Linked DNA regions of Homo sapiens: region 2 is linked to region 1. Evidence: chromatin contacts called from ENCODE Hi-C data. All regions are on one chromosome and are shown on one strand. The core of a region is the stretch at or near the end of the contact, and the rest is flanking DNA. Distances in the headings are between cores, read along the strand shown. Region 1 holds the start of SUCLG1 (succinate-CoA ligase GDP/ADP-forming subunit alpha). Region 2 overlaps DNAH6 (dynein axonemal heavy chain 6).

Evidence for each region. Hi-C counts contacts between places; a loop is a spot of excess contacts on that map. Pooled maps may share reads with other maps.
Region 2: a loop to region 1 is called in a pooled map, with 3 times the contacts of the local background. The contact joins the enhancer-like site here to the promoter of SUCLG1 in region 1. A Hi-C loop is called at or near these places in 4 of 50 pooled maps.

What each region holds. Positions count from the first base shown.
Region 1 is chr2:84,457,791-84,460,994 of GRCh38, forward strand. It overlaps SUCLG1 (succinate-CoA ligase GDP/ADP-forming subunit alpha), which reads right to left and starts at 1,490. Exons shown (of 9, transcript NM_003849.4): 1 at 1,383-1,490. The coding sequence starts at 1,479. It also overlaps a transcript of DNAH6 not described here. RefSeq lists an enhancer at 1,527-1,666 and a silencer at 1,847-2,036.
Region 2 is chr2:84,740,195-84,743,398 of GRCh38, forward strand. All of the region lies in intron 62 of DNAH6 (dynein axonemal heavy chain 6), which reads left to right. Among named protein-coding and RNA genes, the nearest start is that of TRABD2A, 140 kb to the right of the region's middle. RefSeq lists an enhancer at 1,319-1,368. Within about 2 kb of position 1,442, at least 2 of the 41 ENCODE cell types and tissues checked have a DNase peak (open chromatin) inside an H3K27ac peak, as active enhancers do.

The DNA.
Region 1 (3,204 bases), core at 240-2,739:
TGACCTGAGTGATTACTGGGTATAATGAATTCTTTTTGTCCTTCTGCCTACAACACTCTCAAGAATCTCCAGAAAGCTTTACCAAACAAACCATTTCATACTTGCTAACGTTATCTAGCCAGACCTTTGTCCTCAAGTGATTGGCAACTAAGTGTTAGCTATTGAGTGCACACTCATCAATGTACACTTTCAGAATGTAATCTTCTCAAGAAAGGAATTAAGTCTCATAAAATATTCAGTACAAGCAGAATTAAGAGCAAAGCGGAAAAAGAAAACTAACTTTGAGTGTTTGTTACATACGAGATGCTTTATATAAATTGCTCCACTTATTCTGCAGTGAACCCAGATCATCCTGTACATCATCATTGCTAAAATGCACATTTTTTTTCACTTTTTAAAAAACCAGGATACATGTGACAACCACTGGTGTGTCACAGTTTTAATAAGCAATCGTTCTTCATTGTTAGTGGTAAACAAAATAATGGTCCACCTTACAAGTGATGGTGCTTCAGGCCCCTTAAAATGTGTTAATATTTTCATGTGATTGGAAACACTGAAAAACAGATTAAGTGTCCAGGGTTATTACACAGACTGAAAAGGGACTAGCCAGACTTCAAACCCTGATGTGGCTGATTCCAAAGTTTCTTTCTACTATAACCTACCTGACAAGCACAGAGACTTTGAATATGGCAAGAATTTTCCATAGTCAGCGTGTCTCAAAGACTAGCAACCTTGGGTACTAAGTTTTCGGGAACGGATGTGTCCACAAATCGCCTGGTGGAGACACTGCAAATAAGCTGGTTTAGGTCCCAGCCAACCATAAGCTTCTAGTAGTCTATGCGGCTATGCCGACCCCACTCCGTGTGCAGAAACCATCTTTCCCTGACATACAATCCTGCAGAGGGGGAATTCGAAGTGCAGGACCTTTCCGTACTAGGGACAGCCTCATCCCCCAACTTCCTACTGAGACACTCTTCCTCTACCTCTCAACCCAGACCCTTACCTTCCCCACCAAGTTCACCTTGGACCTCTTCATCCCCAACTCCAAATAAGGCCAGTCTAGACGCCACCCCCATCCTGTCATTTGTCACCGCGGGGCCGAGAGCAAGCTCCCAAATTTGCAGGGCTCCCGGACCCGAATCCTGGCTCAGCCACCCAATATCTCCATCTGCCAGCGGCCTAAGTCATGCCCCCCGCCCCACGTATCCAGCAAAGCTCCTTCCACCGTAGGGGTCCCCGACTCGAAGCCGGAATCCCAAGCGGCTCCCAGGCCCCCGCCGAGGTCCAGCCCTGAGGGCCCAGCCGCGGCCTGGGCCAGGAGGTTGGGTCCGGCGGGGCCAATAACCCGCGGGCGCCAGGAAGACAGTACTGGCTGGACTCACGGAGGAAGCTGCGCGACAGGAGACGGGCGGCGGCGAGGCCGCTGCTGCCGGAGACCATGGTAGCGATGTCAGCGGCAGCGGCAAGGGTTGCGGTCATACGCCAATGACACTCCCAGGCCCCCGGGGACCTCCCAGGGGCAGAGGCCGGAGGAGGCAGAGGGTGGCCACAGCAGTCGCCTGAACAAATTTCCCTTTACAGAGGATTCTTCACGAAACAGCGGGAATGGCAGGTGAAGACAAAGAGGCATCCTATCGGAGAGGCAGATAATAACTCGGCTCCTTCCTAGAAATGTGGGTTTGATTAACATTAATTATAACAGCAGCTGAGGGAAAACCCCACGCGAGACTGGCCAGCGCGTGGCATTGTGGGCAATGTAGTCTGACGGCCGCGACTGGTTCGTAGCTTTTGAGTGAGGCGGCGGGAAGGGAGCGAGGGAAGAGCGGCAGTGAGACCGGGGAGACAAGGGACTTGAAGACTAGGAGGGAAGAAACAGCGAGGTGAGGTGCGAAGAGCAGTGCCAGAACTTTGTATCCCAGGCCCATCTCCTTCCCCCTTCGTTTTCCTCGTTTGCTATTAGAGAGAATAATATTTCTCACCGCGTACCTGTGCCTGGACCCGGAAGGGTTGCCGCTGGGGACGGGAATTCGAACTGGCACTGGTGGCCTGTGAAGGGAAAGATGTGATGAGAAAGACCAAAACCTATCTTACTGACAGTTAACTTCTTGGAATGTGAATTTTTTTAGTTAAATAATCATGCAGTCTTTGACTAGCACTAAGTGCATGAGTGTTTATTCCCTGAGGATCCTAAGGGCTGAAATTCGAGGTCAAATGTGACTTTGCTCCCTGATTGGACAAACAGTTCCCTCTTCTGTAACAGCTTTAGAAGGAACCTCAGAGAGTCCCAGAGTCAAAAGGTAAACAAGAGATGAAGTAATCTGCGTCTCTGCCGAAAATCGTGCTCCTGAGATTCCTCATCAGAATTGTCAATAAAATTGCAATCCTAATTTACTTAGGTAGTCATTATAATTGGCACTGAGCTGTGGGATGGATGAGTGGGATTACCCCAGGAGATTGCCCAATACTTCCTTTATGATCCAAATATTGTCATTAACAGGTTGGACTTCACTGCAAATAAACTCCTCCCTCATGGATCATGTTCTTGTGATAACTAAATTCCTCAGAGTTAAATAGTATCAGTGGTTTCCAGATATATCCATTATAACAAAATGGACATTTTTATGGCAAATAAATAGAAAATCCCTTGCTATTTTAAATAGCAAAATTATTCCTGAGCTGTCGCTTGATAAGTTATATGTTTAGTTTCATTTAATTGATAAAATGCATGATGACAAAAAATATAATTTCAGTACACTTTTAATGAAAATTTGTATTTCCATGAAGACGGGGATTTTTGTTTGTTTTGTATCCTGGAGTATCCCCAGCACCTAGAACAATGCCTTACACAAATAACTCATCGTTGAATTGAATTGATATATATAGGAGAAATAGTAGTATATAGATTATTTTTTGGATCCACAGGCAATGTTTGATGGACTTAGGATATTTCAACCTCTTGTAATAACTGCACCCCTGTGGCAGACCAGGTCTCACTAACGCAGGCCTCCATAACAATGTTTCAGTGCTGACTGAGTGGTTAAGTTAAATATTAAAAGCCAGTGCCCTTATACAAAGGCTGAGATGTAACAGAAACCCACCAAGGGTTTTGCCTAGGCCTTTCCTGGGCCTTGAAGCATGACAAATTAATGAAGAAATTCTTAACAGGACCCATTTAGGATTAAACAAGTTTTATTGGAGGTCCGA
Region 2 (3,204 bases), core at 192-2,691, 280 kb after region 1:
CTCAGAGGTTGTTTGTTGTAGCAATGTAATTTTATTTGGTGGCGTAATTCAGGATGCAGTCTAGTAGATGGTGCTTAAGAGTAAGAACTGATGGGTACAAGCAGGGGTGGAAGCACTAGAGAAGTACAAAAAGCACCTCTGCAGAGCACATTCACCCTCAGTAGGGCAGAGCTGCTGGAGAAGCTTGAGACACAGACTCTTTCAACCCGCATTCCCCAGACTCCAAAGTGAAGAGTCACTTCCAAATCCATGACAGGGCACTGAGAAGAAGGGTGGCGGAGCAAGTGTGACCCCCTCTCCATGTCCATTCCCAGGCTTTGGTGGTACCACCTTCAGTGGCTGGCACTGCACCCATGTTTTCTTTTATCCAAGGGGGTCTTTGGTGGGCTGCACTCTCCCCTCCTTTAGGGACAGTCTGCAGCAAGGGTTAGATCTCCAGGGGAGTGGAGTCTGCCTCCCTCCCACGCCTCAGAGCTGGTGGGGCACTGTTCCCCAACTGACCAAGGAAACAGGCTGGGACACCCCGTTATGACCCATGCAGACCAGTTCTAGGTTGCAAAGCTGTCTCTGACTGAAAGTCTTGCCCTCTGGGAAAAACCTCAGCTTCAGCAACTCTCCTCCCACTCCAGTCTTGTGATGGGAGAGAGCGTAATTCCACCACCTACTACTGGGGCACTCTCCACACTCACTGCTCAATTCTGCCTGTGGGGACCCTTCTCCCCTTCCAGAACAAGCACTTTAATCTCACCTAAGACCAAAATGCTTGCTGTGGCCACCGCTGCCAGGTTACCAAACAATGGCTCTAACCTCTCAAAATGGTGTCAGCCATGGGCTTGCACCTAGAGAGTGGGGAGCCCCTCTCAGGCGAGCAGCATGGACGAGAAGCTGTGAGGAGTGTGGTCCACTCAAGTCTCAGTCTCATAGCAGCTCGTAGCAAGGCATTGGACATTGTCCTAGGTATATATAGGAGAGCCTTGGTCCCCTTTCCCTGCTTGGCTGGGTGGCAGCAGCAGTCACATCAGCCCAAACTCAGGCCAAGGATGAGGCACAGCTCAGCACTACATTCTCAAAATGGTGCCTTGGGCCTGAAAACAGGGAGGGCGGATCACTGCCCAGGCAGGCAGCATGATCAAGAAGCTGTGGGGAGTGTGGTTCATTCACATCTGTCTCACAGCAGCCTGCTACAGAGCTGTGAGTATTGTCCTAGGTATGAGTAGGATGACCTGGTCTCCCTGTTCTTCCTTAGCCAAGCAGAGGCTACAGCCACATCAGCCCAAACTAAACAAAGCATGGAGCTCAGCCCAGCATTAAACTCTCAAAAGGGCACCTTGGGCCTGGGGCTAAAGAGGGTGGGGCACCATTCAGGCAAGCAGCATAAGCAGGAAGCTGTGAGAAGTGTGGTCAACTCATATCTCAGTCTCAACAGCAGCTCATAGCAGGGCAGCAAGTACCCTCTAGGGGGTGCATGAGTGTGCCCGTTCTCCCCTCTCCCTCCCTGGAGCAGCACAGTGGCTGCAGCTGTGTCTGTAAATCCCCAGGATCTGGGTTCTCAAAATGGCACCCAGCTGAGGCTGCACCAGGCTCGGATTCCTGTGGGATTGTGTGTGGGTTCCCTTTCTAGAGAAATGTCTCTGTACAATCTTTAGGCAGTTCCATATGTCAGGCACAAGGCCCTAGTGGGTCAAGGGTTTCTCCTGTAGCCAAGATCTTAAAACCCTGTTTTGGAGCTCCAGGGATTTCCCTCTTACTGTTTCCCTGCATCCAGGACCATCTCCCAGCCCAGTCAGTTCCTGGCTGCGCAAGCTAACTTGAACCCTCTCCTTACTTACTTCTGGTACTTCATGTCTCTTCTCTAATGAATCCAAGCATTCTCTCCTAGATTACCTGTTTGAACTGTGAGTATCTGCTTACTATTCTGGCTCTTCTCCATGGAGGCAGCACGCAATACCTGCATCTAGTCAGCCATCCTGACCTAAAACCTCAAAATACATCTTCTAATATTAATATTATTACAGCAAGCCTCTCTTAGTACTCCCACTCTATATATTTCTGCACTCTTTACTTTCCATTTTTTGTGTGTCATCATTATGTTTTTGGTGTATCTTAGTAGGATTTTGTTGTTGTTTTGAGGAACATGAAAGTCTTTCTTTTAACAGACAAATTTTAATTTGATTATATTTATTATGGCTATTGATTTATTTAAGTTCTTCTTGACTGAGGAAGATTTCCATTTGACAATGTCTAGAGACATTTTTGTTTGCCACAACTGGGGTGGTGCTACTGGCGTCTGGTGGGTAGAGACCAGAGATGCTACTACACATCCTACAGTGCTCAGAACAACCCTCCACAACAAATAACTACAGCATCCAAAATGTCAATATTAGTAAAGTTAAGAAACTCTGATCTGTTTGGACTTACATTGGTCATCTTTATTTTGGGCATATTTTTCTGCCAGCTTTTTCTTTGCTTCCTTTTTTCTTCTTTCTTCTTCCTTCTTCCTTTCTTTATATCCTTTATTTCTCCTCTCCTTCCTTTCTTCTTCAGTTGCATCATCCACACTCTTTATTTTCCCCTCTACTGATTTGAAATTCTATTTTTATTTTTTGGTAATTACTCTTATACTTCTAATATGAATATTTATTTAACTAAGTAAACCCATTAAGTGTGGTGGTTTAAAGTCTACATTAACCAGAATTTCTAAGATCCTAATAGATTTATTGGATTTCTAAATGAAGACTAGGGGGAGAAAAAGCTGTTCAATAAATGCATTAACTTATTGAAAAGTGCATTCCCCCCTAGTCTTTTGTCCCCCACTAGTAAAAATTGTTTCTATGTTATGCACCAGTTAAATGAGACAGCTAGAGGTAGAGATAGAACACAAAAAGAAAAATACTCATAGAAGAAACCCAGAGATGGACAGTTAGGGACAGACCCAAAGCAGAAAGGGCTAGATGGAGCCTCATCTACACAGAGGCAAAGGAAGAGGGAAGGTGTGGAGGTTGAAAAGCAAAGTAATTATAGGGACAACTCATAATTTTTTCATAGAAAGCACCATGTGTTATCCATATCTTTGAGACTAAAATTGCAACAATTTAAAAAAACTTTCCTGTTTTTATGTGTTAGATTTCAAGGTTTGTTCCAGAAATGCTACAGACTTATGAAGGTTTGTACATAGTTTGATAGGTGGCTGGTATTCTAAAAGTG